Linked DNA regions of Mus musculus: all the other regions are linked to region 1. Evidence: chromatin loops called from intact Hi-C (ENCODE). Cell type or tissue: left cerebral cortex. All regions are shown on one strand.

The links. Hi-C counts contacts between places; a loop is a spot of excess contacts. Peaks named below come from ENCODE experiments on the same cell type or tissue, not always from the same donor. Only the 100,000 strongest peaks of a DNase experiment are listed, where the experiment ranks them.
Region 2: it touches region 1 in a loop (3-fold over the local background); 8 of 42 quality-filtered maps call a loop at or near these places.
Region 3: a loop joins it to region 1, with 10 times the contacts of the local background. A loop is called at or near these places in 8 of 42 quality-filtered maps.

The regions. Positions count from the first base shown.
Region 1 is chr17:86,341,342-86,346,341 of GRCm38, forward strand. The region is part of intron 1 of Prkce (protein kinase C, epsilon); the gene reads left to right. Among named protein-coding and RNA genes, the nearest start is that of 2010106C02Rik, 57 kb to the left of the region's middle. In left cerebral cortex, no CTCF peak of the experiment used is centred here; DNase peaks (open chromatin) are centred at 2,931 and 4,110; H3K27ac peaks cover 2,274 bases.
Region 2 is chr17:86,442,251-86,447,250 of GRCm38, forward strand. All of the region lies in intron 2 of Prkce (protein kinase C, epsilon), which reads left to right. It overlaps Gm30284 (a long non-coding RNA gene), which reads right to left and starts at 2,737. Exons shown (of 3, transcript XR_877087.3): 1 at 2,243-2,737. In left cerebral cortex, a CTCF peak has its summit at 2,860 (motif pointing left); DNase peaks (open chromatin) are centred at 2,847 and 3,790; H3K4me3 peaks cover 360 bases; H3K27ac peaks cover 1,129 bases.
Region 3 is chr17:86,435,325-86,440,324 of GRCm38, forward strand. The region is part of intron 2 of Prkce (protein kinase C, epsilon); the gene reads left to right. The region is part of intron 1 of Gm30284 (a long non-coding RNA gene); the gene reads right to left. Among named protein-coding and RNA genes, the nearest start is that of Gm30284, 7.2 kb to the right of the region's middle. In left cerebral cortex, no CTCF peak of the experiment used is centred here; DNase peaks (open chromatin) are centred at 1,603, 2,764, 3,148 and 4,104; H3K4me3 peaks cover 883 bases; H3K27ac peaks cover 2,671 bases.

The sequences.
Region 1 (5,000 bases):
CCTGAGGGCAAACATTTGAAAGAATACTGTTCTTCAAAATGTGATATATATATATATATACCAGAAGAAGAAAAGAGAGCCATGAAGACATAGGAAGGCATAGGCATAGACTCAATGTATTATTAGAAATATTAAGTTCAGTGGAAGGATTATAAGATAAACTCAAGGAAGCCTAGACTATGGAATAAAAACATATTAACATAGTAAGACAACTAGGAATCAATTCTACTGGCCCAACATATGATAATAAGTGTGGTTTTTTTTTTTTAAGAATGAAAATGAAAAAGAACCCACAACAAAGAATTCAAAAAATAAATAGCAGAGTAGCTTTTGCAAGTCCAGTTTCAACAAAAATGATCAAAAGCCTCCGAAGGCACGTCACTGTGAAATTTCACAACAGCGGGGATGAAAAGGACCCCAGACTTACAGAGTGGAAACAAATCAAGCAGACAGAGCCTCACACTAAGCCACGGCTGTTGGGTTGACATCAGAGTCTATTCACCATATCGCTGTTAAAGGAAAGTTTGGATAGATTGTGGTTTTTGTTGTTTGGTTTTTTTAAAACCTAGAATTCTTTATCTAGTCAGAGCATCATTCCCTCATGAAGACAGGCACACCAAGTCTTGGAATGATGACTTTGGACCCTTTTGCTCATCAGAATTTCAGTCAGAGTACACCTTCCTAGAAAAAAACCCATAACAGGAGACAAGGGATTCTGATGATAGTGACTGCACCCAGCAGTGACCTGAGGCTCAGCACCATACTTAAGCATCAACCAAGAAAGCCACTGGGCCAAATGAAAAAGGGAAGCCATGGTGGATTTCCAGATGGACACATCCTAGAGAAAAGGATCCTGGGAAACCTTGGTGACCATAGAAAAGTAGTCGGTAGAATGGAACATGAAGACTCCATTTGAGTTTGAGGATAGGTATATTGCCCACTGGATAGCATGTGAATTACTGCTTTTGTGAGTGGCTAAGAATGTGAATATAGGCAAGTATATAAGTGTAAAGATTGGCGATTTACAAAGCCTTCATACATAAATAATATTAATTTTCAGATTTTAGAACCACTGCTTAACAAAGCATGGATCTTAACTATGGCTAGACAGACCAGAATGTCTGCACGGTCAGCCTGAAGTGTCTAACAGTTAACGTTGGAACTACAAAGATGTAGGAACAGGGGAGGCCAAAGATGGGGAAAGCAAGACGCACTGATGCTTTTTAGTTACAGAAATGTACAGGGTAAGAGATAGTTCATGTGGTGAGGAATTGACCCTTTCCGTGTCTTTTTCCAGCTGTAAAGAAATTGAGGAGTAAGGTGCGTGTGTGTGCATGCGTGCGTGGGTGAGTGGGTGCATACGTGCATGCGTGCATGCGTGTGTGTGTGTGTGTGTGTGTGTGTGTGATGTTGAGGATCAAACTCAGGACCCCATATATGCAAAGGCAAGCTTGTACCGCTGACCTTGATCAAGTGCTTAAGAACTGAGAGTCAGGATGTAGACGGCTCTGTGGAAAGGGAATGAGGAAGGAGTTGTCAGCTGAGCTAAGAGCTCATCTATAGAAGCAGCAAGGAAGAGAGAACTCTTAGAGTAATGAACCAGTATGGGGAAGCATGCGTTATTTAGAGGCCATGAGAAAAACTCCAACAGGGCTTATTAAAAATCGGTCCTCCTTGGAAGTGATGGGACAAGAGGCTCCCTTCTCAAGCAGACAAGTAGGTTTTGATTTCTGAAAAGCAAACACTTCATTACAGTCAGTTTGGGTTATATTTTAGTTCTCAATAACACAGAAATACATAGCCCAAGAGGAAAAACTGGTCAATTTGCCAAACAAAAGGGAAAAAGATTTTACCCTTGTTTTTAATTTATGTTTCTTTGTGTTCTTGGACCAAGTTATTTCTAAGTGTTTCTGACTCTTACGTTTCATGCTTCCACGATCTTTACAAAACTGTTCTTTTTCTCAGAGGACACAGTTCCAACTGTATGAGCAAAGCAATAAGGAATCAGACTTGATATCCAGAATATCATTGTACAGAAATGTGTCCAGAGGGCAGCGGTTGCCTACTACTGGGTAGCCTGCATCCAGTCCGTGCTCACTGCCTGAGGTGCCCCGCTGCTTTGTGTAGGTTTCATGTGCTTTACAGTTAGGATCTAGGAGGACATTGCAGGGCCTTTGCATTCATTGTCGTGTCCAAGAAGTATCTCTGGTTTTGCTAGCTATGGAGCATGGGCCCAAGGGCTTAGTTCACAAAGAGATGAAGAAATCAAAGCAAGTGCCACACAGCTTGTAACAGACAGTGCTGGAATTTGAACCCAGACAGTCGAGCATCAGTGTCTCCATCACTGAGCCGTCCTGGTATAAGGTGAGAAACAGGAAAATAAGCTAAGCATACATCTAAATGGAGAGAGACAGAGAGAGAGGGGGGAGGGAGGGAGAGAGAGAGAGACAGAGAGAGACAGACAGAGAGAGAGAGAGAGAGGGAGAGAGAGAGAGAGAGAGGGAGAGAGAGAGAGAGACTATTCCCAAACAAAATACAGATTGCAAAATACAGGCTTAGAGCTGGGAGCTTTTCACTTCTGAAGGACCAGATAGGATTACACTTGTGCAGCTTGTTCTGTTTGTGCCCACCACCTTCTGTCAGGGCTTATAGCTGTGTGTTGCCATTGTCTTCTGAGATAGAAACATTATGTATACCATGACCAGGTGATGCTCCGTAAACCATCACCCATGCTCTCTGTAAGGCTTGGCCCCTTGGAATGTTTGCTGGGTTTGGACAGCACATAGACTTATTTGCTTTGAGCCACCTGTGTCACCAGAAGAAGCTGGCAGCTCTTCAGGGCCGTCTCTGGGCCACTGGAAAGAGGAAGAGGCGCTAACTTGTGTTTACTGCCTTTGTGGCCTATCGAGAGCTAAGATAGGCAATGCCGGCTTCTGGTGTAGACAATGTGACGTTCACGAGGCTGCTTTGCAACTGGTTTCTGTGAGCTGGCTGTGAGGGATGGGAAAAGCAGTGTGCCAGGCAGATTTGAGGGACACTTATTACGGTGTCCCCACAGCCAATGCATTCAAAAGGACATTTTATTTTGTAAAAAGGTACTGACTTAAAACTTTATACAAATTATCCTGGATGGAATTTTCAAAACAAAAGGGTTAGGAACAGAGAAGGTGGCTCTGGTCTGGTCTCCGTATCCCATGCGGCAGCTCCTGTTTCCTGTTGATGAAATGTCCTGCTAGTGGGTGGGAAGATGGCTCAGTGGGTAAAGCCTTGTCTCCTAAGTGTGAGATTCCGAGTTCAGCTCCTCAGAATCCACATAAAGCCCGGGAAAGCAATGTGTTCTGTAATTCCAGTGTTCCTAAAGTAATGTGTTCTGTAATTCCAGTGTTCCTAAAGTAATGTGTTCTGTAAGCCCCGTGCTCCTAAAGGGAGTCAGGAAGCAGAGACAAGAGTCTCTAAGGAAGCCTGTGGGCCAGTGTATCTACAGTGTGTAGCAGCAAACACCAAGAGACCCTGCCTTGAACAAGGAGAAGGCAAGAACAATACCTGAGGCCATCCTCTCCCTTCACACATGTTTATACATGTGTACCTACACATACACACACAGAGATGGGGGAGGGGCGGGGGACATAAAAACATAAAAAAATTAAGAAGAACATTGTAAGCAAGAGTCCCCATAGAAAGAGTCTGTCGCTGGAGTGTGTGTGTGTTCTGCACAACCATTAAGCATAGAAACACATTGCATCTTGCTGCTCCCACTTCTGAATTCCAGAGATGTAGCCACCACATTTAGAGCTCTTTCCTTTTTTTTTTTTTTAACTTGTAGAATGACTTATCAAATGATATTATTTATTTACCCTTTTTGTGTAATTTTAGGTCATTTGGGCCATCAAAACTCACCACAGATCATCTGGCAAGGTCATCTTATTTTATCTGTGGGGAAATAGAGATTTGCACACAGAGAAAGAGGCTTAAATGACTCGGTAGACGCGTGAACCTTCATGTTGGATGTGTTTTTCTTGCTATTATTGTATTTTGATCACAGACGACAGGAGAGGGTGGCTCAGCTGCGTGCCTGCGAATGTGTTCGCACCCGTGGGTGGTGTGTGAATGTGTGCGCCCACGCGGGTAGGTGTACATTATGTTGTGTGACAGATGTGCTCGTGAAAAACCCTGAATGAGTCCTTTTATTTTTAAAACTGGAACATGAAATTTTAAATGCTCTGAGGGTGGAAAGATGATTTATTATTTAAAGGAAGCTTGTGGAGGAATCCTTAGGTGAAAACTCTTTTTCCTCCTTCTTTATAAAGAGCAACTTCATTGAGAAGCGACTCTCATGCAGCCAAGGGCAGCCATTTTGAGTGCATCGCTTGCTGCATCTCCTCAAATGTGTGCACTCACGCCATCGCCACGACATTTAAGGTAGAGACATTTTCCATCTTCCCAAAGGTTCTTCTGTGTCTCTTGGCAGTCATCGGTCACCTCTGCCCCCAGGAGGTAGTCACCCTTGTGGTTCTTGTCATTGTAAATTAGTGTTGCTTGTTTTGGGACCTTATATAAATGAAACCATATGGTGCTTGGTGTCTTTGGCACAGCGTTCATCTGAGTATCGGTAATTTATTCGTTTTCCTTGCTAAGCAAAATTCCATTATGTGGATGTTGCACGGGGTCGCTTCTCCTCGTACCTGCTGTAGAACATAGTGTTGCTTCCAGTTTGGGGCTTTAAGGAGTGGTGCTGCTTTGGGCATCTGCGTGTAGATTGTTATCTTTAAAAGCACAACCCCTCCATCATCCGCCTGTGCAGATCCAGCGTTTGCAATGTTGAAGTAATTTCATAGGCCATGTTTTTGTTGGAGCAAGATTCGCAGACATCTTTTAGTCCTGGGGGGGAGGGGGGTGTCGTTCAGCTGAGGAGCACGTGACCTAGCATCATGGGGCCCTGAGTTCAATCCCAAGCACCACACAAATGCTGGTTAAATCTCTTCTGTGTGCTGAACAGATAG
Region 2 (5,000 bases), 100 kb after region 1:
TTTCCTATTGATCCACAAGAAGCCACAGATTTCTGGGTCTAAGTCTTTGTCGAACATATAATTGACTTACCTTTTTACTTCTTGAAAATGTATTTTTTGATGAGCAAAACTTCCCATCTAATGTAGTTGAATTGATCTTTTTCCTTTGCGGTTTGTACTTTTTGTGTTACAATTAAAATCGCATTGCCTGTTGCCTGAAGGCCAGAAGGATATACACCCTTGTTTTCTTTTACATTTTTCCTTTCAAATGGTGCTCTGTCCTTTCTTCCTTACTTGGGGTAGCGTTTTGACCCCAGGGTAACTAAGCTGCTTGTAGCACAGCATATTGCTTGGGCTGCTCTTGTTGCCTTTGATCAAGAGATTGGAGGAAGCACTTCCTTCTTTTATATACCATCCCTCCACTCCCCCCTCCCCTCCCCTCCCATCTCCTCCCCTCCCCTCCTGTCTCTTTTCCTGCCCTGCCCTGCCCTCCCCTTCCCCTCTCCTCTCCTCTCCTCTCCTCTCCTCTCCTCTCCTCTCCTCTCCTCTCCTCTCCTCCCTTCCCCTCCCCTCTCCTCTCCCCTCCCCTCCCCTCCCCTCCCTTCCCCTCCCCTCTCCTCCCTTCCCCTCCCCTCCCCTCTCCTCTCCCCTCCCCTCCCCTCTCCTCTCCCCTCCCCTCCCCTCTCCTCTCCTCTCCTCTCCTCCCCTCCCCTCCCCTCCCCTCCCCTCTCCTCTCCTCTCCCCTCCTCTCCTCTCCCCTCCTCTCACCTCCCCTCCCTTCCCCTCTTCCCTCCCCTTCCCTCCACTTCCCCCTCCTCTCCTCTCCCCTCCCCTCCTGTCTCTTTTTCTGCCCTGCCCTCCCCTCTCCTTTCCCTTCCCCTCCCTGCTGTTCTTCCCATCCCTCTCCTGCCCTGCCTTCCCCTTTTCCTCTCCTTTCCCCCCTATCCTTCTCCCTGCCCTCTGTTCTCCTCCCTTTTCCCCTTTCCCTCCCTCCTCTTCCTCTTCACTCCCCTCTCCTCTACTTCCCTTCCCCTCTCCTTCCCCCCCTACCCCTCCGCTCACCCTCCCCTCCTCCTTCCTCCCCCTTTTTTCATTTATCTTATTTCTCTTGTTTTGTTTTGACACGTGGACTCACGTAGCACAGGCTGCCCCCAAACTCAGTAAATAACTGAACCTGGCCTTGAACTTCTAATCCTCTGGCCTCTGTCTCCCAACTGCTAGGCTTACAGGCCTGAACTGCCATCCCATTTCAGCTCACACTTATTTTTTTTTTCGTGACAGTTGCATCTAAATTGTAGTTAGTGGGTTAGAGTTTTGCTGTTTTACAAAGGCTGAATCTGCAGCTTTGGAGGCCTTTCCACCACAGGGTAGCCACTGCTGTCCTAAGCTGCCAGCTGCTGGGGTAGTCACTCTGCACCCCATTCCTCCTGGAATACCCGAGGACTTCTCTCAGGCCCTTGGCTGTAGTGTAACTGCCTGCACACTCTCCTTCCTGCAAAGTGTCCCATTATTCTGGTTGGATATTTGTCAAAAGTCCCTTGTGTTTACTGTTCCTACAATGATCACATAATTGTGACTTAACCTTACAAAATAAAATGAGTGTGAGTGGTGTTTCTATGAAAACTGAGTTGAATGTGAAGAAGGGTTCGAGAAGAATTGCTAACAAAACTGAATTATGGGCAAGAGAACAATGAGGTACTGGAAGCACTGGTGATGAGTGTCAACAAGTGTGAGTTCACGTCACTCTATCAGCATCACCACAGAGATACTAACGTTGGAGGTCACACATGCTCTGTTGTCTACGAGAGGCAGTGTGGAGCTCAAAAGCAGAGGCCTTGAAGCCCGTGGCCACGTGGTATTGCTAAATGAGTGTTCATGCAGGCTTTTGTTTTCAGATAAATGTTACGAGTTTGAATGTATGTTGTCAGTTCAAGTACATAAAGTGGTTATTTTCCATCATCCTTTGAATGAATTGCATTTTATTGGCCTGGACAAATGAGAGAGGCAGAGGGAAGGCTCCTCCGAGAGGGGCCTTGAGCTATGAACATCTTTGAAGTAACATCTCATCCAAAAGTCAAACAGAAATATTAATAGTTCAAAATTCATATACAACTCCAAGTTTATAAATAAAATAATAATTTCCCCCAAAATCTTTCAACAAAGTCAGTGCATAACTGAACTTGAAATGACAGCCTGCCCCAGCTGCTGGGTCAGTCAGTGGACAGGTGGAAACATTTTGTGATTTAAGATGAGGCTGCCTTACCTCTGCCATGGTGCCTGACGATACCTGGTGAGGCTCAAGGTCTCAGGGGTCTTCACATGTGCTGCTGAGAGGACAGATCCACCATGCGAAAGGCTCTCTCTGCCGATGAGCTGGTACAACAGTCCACGAGCCAGCCTGCAGCCCTGTAGATGTGGCTTGGTTCTTACCTGAGAAGGTAGGCATTGAGGGCCAGCAATGCCCACCGTTCATGCCAAGGGCACCGTCCTGACCTGTCCCTCGAAGATGGGCATGTGCTCTGTACCCACCACAGACTCCTTAGGGGTTGGCTCTGCTAGTGTCTGCTTAAGATGCTAATTTATTGAAAACGGTGTTTGTTGTGCTCTCCTCCCCTCCCCCTGTGTAATAATGCAGTAACTGTGCCCAGGGCAGAGCGGGAGTGTGCTTAGAAAGTGAGGGAAACCTTTGGACCGGCTCTCAAATGGTGTTGAAACACCCAAGGATGAACCGCCTGAGTCACTGCTTTGGTGGCAGTGAGCCACAGGACTCACCCAGCAGTGAGTGCCTCTGCCCTCTGGGTCCTCCCCCAACATGTTTTCTGTTGAGAGAATCCAGGCATAAAAACAAAAGCCAAGACGTTGGCTCTCATGCCCCCTTGTGGCCAGACTTGGTGGACAATTTCAGGAAGTGTCGTCAGGTTTGTAAGCTCACAGTGCTGTGGGGAATGCAGCCCCACAGCGGCAGGACTCACTTCCTTTTGCGTCTTCTCTGAATTTTGTGTCCTTTCCCTTCCCTTACCCCTCTATGTGTCTTTCAGAAAGTTCTTACTACATACTGACCATGGGGCCCAGGTTGACCTTGAACTGTGGTCTTCCCTCCTCAGCCTTCCAAGAGCTGGGGCTACAGGCCTGTGGCACCTTGCATGCCTCATTGTTATATCTTAGCAGCTGAGCATCCTACAGCCACGTTTAGCTTGGGGAGATTTTTCCACTGGAATTGGGAAGGCTGTTTCCTAGTTCTGACAGATTTCCTCCAAACCACAGACTGTTCTTATTAAACAGGGCAGGAACCAAACCCACAAGTTCTGCTGATCTCATATGTGCATGCTGCAACGGGCATCTACAAACACCTGCAAGTCGTAACGTGCAATCTCCACATTAATCCTGAGTCAGACTTGGACATTTCAAGTTCCAGAGAACTTGAAATTAGGCTGTTTCTATAGGCTTATTTGGCAGTGACTCTTAAAAATGTGCTTTACAAAGCAGACAAACAACAACAAAAAACTGTCCATAATGACTGGGGAAAAAGATTCAACTCCTTTCAAACATTTCCCTTTAATTTATGTATCTGTTTTGTTTTTGGTTTTGATTTTTTTTTATTGAGATAGTCTCATTCTGGAGCGTTGGCTGGCATGGCACTCCCTATGGAACGCAGACTGGTCTTGAAGGCAAAGGGATCCTCCTGCCTGAGCCTCCCAAGTACTAGGATTATAGACATGGAGAGCCAACCCGATTTTGCATATAGTTCTATAATTGGACTTAAATAAAAACATATTCGCAGGTGTTGTAGCGAATCGTGTGACTGTCCAGCCTTAACTGCATCTGTTGGCCTGCATAGAACACCTACTGCTTCCTGTTTCAGGCTACACGCTATGGGTAACAAGACCTGACAGGCCCCACATTTTCAGTGGCTTGGGTTTACTCTTCTGGGGTGCATGTCACTGTTGTAATGACAGTCCCCATCCTTGAGTTCCTTCTGTGTGCTCTTAATGACAGTAGCTCACTGACTCTGCAGGGTAGATACCCACCTCTTCCTGACACCAGTAACTGAAGCTGAGCAGGTGACTACAGGAATCTGGACACAACACGGAGGTTCCATTGGGAGCTTCCCTCCTGCCACAGGGCATCTCTGTGACTCACAGTTAATGCCACTCAGAGGGCCCAGACTCAGTCTTCCTCTACTTCTACCGCCCCTAATTCTCTGTTCTTAACCATTCTAGGAATGAGGGACGATTGTCTCTGTTTACATGTGGCCCTGGAGATGACTGTAGTCCACATTGCCTAGAGCAGGGCTGCTGGGAGACAGCCTCCAGGGAAGGCTGCATAAATGGAGGGATGTGTGGACAGCCTGGCTGGAAGGGTTCTGTCTCTCAGTTCACTATCCTGTGGGTTTTTTTAGAGCAAGGATGACTGAATAGAGAAAGGACAGTGTGAAAGGGACATATCCCCAGCAACTGAGGGAACATATAAAAGCCAAGTATGTCCTGGGTGACTTGGAATCTATTTCTTTTATTTGCTCCATTCTGTCCCTGGGAGTCCCCTCCTTGTTTCTGTGACTTGACTTCTTGAACAGTTTTGGATAAGTCATTTGTCACCCACCAATCATAGCAGCAGCTGTTGATACAGTTAGTGAACTTTATGTGACTCTGATTGGCATCCCTTGCACACGTGGGGACTCATGCCTCCGTCCTTGTCACCCAGGCCACCCTTTCCTGGCTGAGGGGACCACAAACACACTGCCATGCCTTACTCAGCAGATTCCAGAACAAAATACACATGTGCACAAATAAATGTCCTCACTGTGGAGAAACTTGCTTTCTTTTCATCGGCCAGCTTTCTCTTGATGCTTTACAAGTGCCCAGAACATTTGGACTGAAACAGATCTTGAACCCCTGTGGGCACAGGCCAGCCTGCTCACCCAGTTGGGTCCGGCATGCAGCTTTCTGGTCACTCACTGAGTTCTCTGCCCTTGGCCTGTATTGTTGAAGCAAGTTTCTGGAATCTGGCACCATAGGCTCCCT
Region 3 (5,000 bases), 94 kb after region 1:
CAGTGCCTTTTTTCCTTTATACTACTGTGTCTCTTGTCACTGTCGTAGATAACTGTTGCTGGAAGTGTTCAGGCCAAGAAGGATTTCTGTAGGGCCAAGGGGTTCTATCAGGAGAGTTTGAGTATGTGTGCTTGGGCCGAAAAGAAGCACACAGAAGAGAGATGGCTGTGGAATGTGTCTGTACACAGGGCAAGCGTGTTGGACAAAGGGAGCTAAAAATTCATTTGTGAGTTGATGAGCTTAGATGTTTTCTTTACTGTTGGAGCCCAGGAAGTTGGAGGGCTGTCAGTTACCCTTTTCACTGCTCTAACAAGACACCAATGAGCAACTTAAGAGTCAGGTCTTTGTGGCAGGGATGGTGTGGTGTGACAGAAGCCTATGACAGACCTTCTCATGTGCTAACCAAAACAGGAAGTAAAGAGCTGGGAGCAGGGACAGAGCCTGGTTTTGACCCTCAAAGCCCTGGGTTCTGTGGCTCACCTTCACTAACCAGGCCCTGCCTCTCAAGGTTCTGCCACCTCCCAAAATAGTAAATAACTGAGAGCCAAGATTGAAGAGCACATACGCTTATAGAGGAACATTGCACATGAAAGTGTAACAAGGACTGATACTCATTCACACACACACATCCCACATGCACACACACACACACACCACATGTACACACACACACACACACACAAACATACACCACATGCACACACACATACCACATACATACCACATGCATACATACATACTCGAACACACACACGACATGCACACACTCACCCCACATGCATACACACATTCACACACACACAGCACATGGGCACACCACACACACACACCACAAGCACACACCACATGCATACACCACATATCACACACACTACATACACACACACCACACACACACACATACCATGTGCACACATACAACACATGCACACACACCACATACACACCACATGCATACATACACACTCAAACACACATACCACATGCACAGACACCACACACACACACCACATGCACAGACACCACACACACACACCACATGCACAGACACACACTCACACACTATACATGCACACTCACACACACACACACACACACACACACCATGCACACACATACCATATGCACACACACACACACACACACACACACACACGCACACACACGCACGCAGACACCCCTGCACATTGCCTTGTTGGGTCAGACTCTGTGCTAGTCACCTCCACGTGCATTACCTGGTAGATTCCTCACTGCCTCCCTGGGGAGCAGGAGTTAGCTCCTCTGCTTTAAATAGTCAAAAAAGTATTGTATAAGTAGAACACCTTCCCTCAAGGTTGCACAGCAAAGAGATGAAAGTCCAGCTCTGTCTGACAAGAACCGCTGAGACTGTTTCCAGCACCGGAGGCAGAACCTGGACCTCGTGTTCACAGGCAGCACCCAGCTGTAAGTGCTAGCCCAAGGGTATGCCACCTGCCATGCCACTTCAGATCAGGGGGAAGGGCACTGGAGAAGGAAACTCATCCCCAGAACTGTGCGTCAGCAGGAAGGCAGTCTCTTGAAGAGAGCCAGTTCTCCTTCCTGCAGTAGATGGGAATTTTGTCATCTCATTCCGTAGCCAAGCCCGTAATTGCTACCTGCCGATGGATGTTGGGGAAAGGCACCACTTTATCCTTCCATTGGCTATAGGATGACTTCAGGTGGTCTGTGACGTGCCCAGGACTTTACACAGGTGCATCCTTCTGAGGAAGCAGCTGCCCACTGTGGCACCTTCACTAGAGGAACAGAGAGGGTGTCGGCCTGCCTGGGCGGTGCAAAGTGAAGAGCCCCAGTGTACTCAGGCTTGCTTGTGATGTGCCTAGAATTAGGGGAAGGCTGACTGGCTTCTGAATGTCATTTGTAGGGCTGTAAGGCCGCACCCCTAGCCATTAATCCCTTGACTGCTAAGGTCCTCTCTTCCATCCCTAAAAGCCTTTCTAGACTCTGTTCTCTAAGTACCGGGTTGTAGAGCAGTGGTTCTCAGCCTTCCTAGTGCTGTGGCCCTCTAATACAGTTCCCCAGGTTGTGGTGACCCCCAAACATAAGGTTATTTCATTACCACTTCATAACTGTAATTTTCCTACTGTTATGATTCATAGAGTAAACACTTTGGAAGATATTTGCTAAAGGGGTCATGACCCACAGGCCGAGAACTGCTGTTTTAGAAGGACTTAGGTAAAGTACGATGGCCTAAATGGTAATCTCTGTAAATTGAATGTGGGGTAAGTGGTCTGGTCCTGGGCATCGTTGAGACTCCTAGCCTTGGTGCTGCACACTGAAACAGAAAGTGAAACTTCTTTGGGTACATCATCCAGGCTCCTTGTTCGGCCCCTCCAGCTTGCAGGGTATGGCAGTGATGGAAGAGCCTTCTACTCAAAGGCTGCTAACCCTGCCCTGAGAAAGGTGATGTGTTTTCTGTGGTAGTGGAACCACTTCCCGCTCTACCAGCCTTAAACTCTGCTTCCGCTGACAGAGGCCACCTGGGGGCTTCTCCAGCAGCGCTGCGGGGCACCTGTCTCAGCTGTGATTCTGCTTCTTGGTGCCCTTTGTAGACGGAGCAGCTTTTCATAACGCTCTACGGCTCAGTTTGGAATTGTGCGTTCTCTTTGCTTTCCCCTTTTAGAAGGGTTAGATTTAGCCCTGGCACACCAAATACAAGCCCTCCCTTCATCTCCAGGGCTCTTTCCATCCACCCCTCCCCGGGCAGGCTATTTACAGACTTGTCATGATCCGCTCGTCATCCTACCACGAGGGTCAGTCCACCAGTGAAACGAAAGGAAGGAAAGGCCCCCAAGCCAGCGAATTTGGGCAGATGAGCCTTATATAACACGTGCTAAAAATATGCAGCTAATTGGACTAGAGAAGTGAAAAACATGAGTTGCGCCTTAGTCTTAGTCTGAGACACTAAGACACGATAGAGGAGCATTTCCCCCCCCCCCCTCCAAGTAAAGATGCCCACATATAAATAATCCTACTCCATGTGTACTCTCCATTTTGTACCTTTGTAGCCATGCTCAGTTCCCACTTAGTCCCCACCCCCACCCCAGGGACCATGTTTGGGCAGCAGGAACCAAGATTGAGTAAAGATGCTGGGAGCATCTGCTCCTCTTTGGGAGACAGAAAAGTGTTTAGGTGGGTGACTTAGCAGTAAGATGCTAAATAAAGGTCCTACTGTGACGCCCTCCAAAGCTCGATGCTTAGAAAACTCCAACTCTCAGGGGGTTCTTTTTACTCTGGAGATCCATCAGCGATTTGTTTTTCTTTCTGAGAATTGCATGGAACACTGTCTTCTAGTTCCATGTCTCTGCGCCTCTGTCTCCCCTCCTTCTGCATCATTCATCTTTACCCCCCTGACCTCTTGCCTCTGTCTTCTATGTGCTCAGGCCTTCCCTGTAGAACTATAGTGTACATTAGTTGCGTTTACTTCCTGCATTTCCATAGAACATCCCCCCCTGGGGGTGTGGCCTGGCTTTAGTGCACTGTGTTCCTGGATGTCCAGCCTAGTGTCTAGGCCAGGATGGCTCCAAGTACTTTGCATTTATGAACCATTCAGTAAACCAATGGGCAAACCAAAGGTTACATGCTGTCATTTCTGGAGAATACAATGTGAGCAAAGTCTACTAGTATCCTTGGCAGGCAGGTGACACTCCCAATTCAGCATATCAGTCACCCGATTGTTATGCTACGTGACAGCCCAGAAGAAAAGCGGGGACCTATGGAGTCTAAAGATAGCAGAACACCATGTCATGGGGTGAGTTAAAAGGGCTTGGCTTCTGTTTTGGTGAAACACTCGGGGTTAGAGAGTCACAGGGTGATAAGTCTGGAGGTACGCTGCTCCTGCTTGTTGGTTTAAAGATGGAGTGGGGGCAGTGACCAAAACTACACGGTTAGTGACAGATCCAGAATAGTCCCTGGTGATTCACCTTGAACATCCAATAAATCTCACAAACATAGGAATGACTCCCGAATCCAGTCCTACTCGGACCCTGTCCTGCCTGTTCCTGGTAGGACAGTGATCATATATTGCTTCGTGAAACCAGAACGTCTGCCCACACTCACGCAACTCCCAGGGAGGCTCCTGCTGTCTACCTTTTAGCACAAATGCCTCTTACAGAGTCTGAAGATGACCTCACACTTGCAGGTTGCTCATGGACCTGACTGTCTCGTGACTGATTTAGGGAGACTACCATCAGCAGATAATTCATGGCGCCTGGAAGGAATCCACTCAATGTATCTGTTGTACGGCTGGCTTTGTGTGCCTCAAAAAATCCATGGGTACAAAAGAGACAGCAGGTGAGAGATCAGAGCTGCCCCACTGGTGGTTCCTCAGGAGGTGGCTATAGGGATATTTGAGGACCTGAGGCAAGGGGATGTGTCTACGTTTCTCCTGTCCACTGCCCTGCTCTGGGTTACAGTGCCCACGGGTTTAGCTGAAGGTCGCTTACCATGCTTGTTCAGAGGCTGCTAAGCACAGAGTTGTGCTCCTGATTATCTGTGTTCTTATCTGTACCTCTCGTAACTTCCCTGGCATTGACGCCAACTCTGAGATCCCGACAGACCCCAGTTGGGGGTTGCAGAACGAAGACCAGGGACATAATACAGTTTGCCTAACATCTAGAATGCTTTAAGCTTTTTAAATTTATTTTCTAGTTTGTGTGTGTGTGTGTGTGTGTGTGTGTGTGTGTGTGTGTGTGTGAGAGAGAGAGAGAGAGAGAGAGAGAGAGAGAGAGAGAGAGAGCATAGAAGCTAGGGAGTTGCATTCCCAGAGCTAGGGTTACAAGTGGTTGTGAGCCACCCAACATAGGTACTGGGAGCCAAACTTATATCCTGTGGAAAAGCAGCAAGGACCAAAAAATACTGAGCCATCTCTCCAGCCCTGCTTTAAATCTATATGCTTAGGTGCATTCACGTTTCCCTCATTTTGATTGGTTGGTCTTTATTCCTTTTAGATAGGCTCTTATATG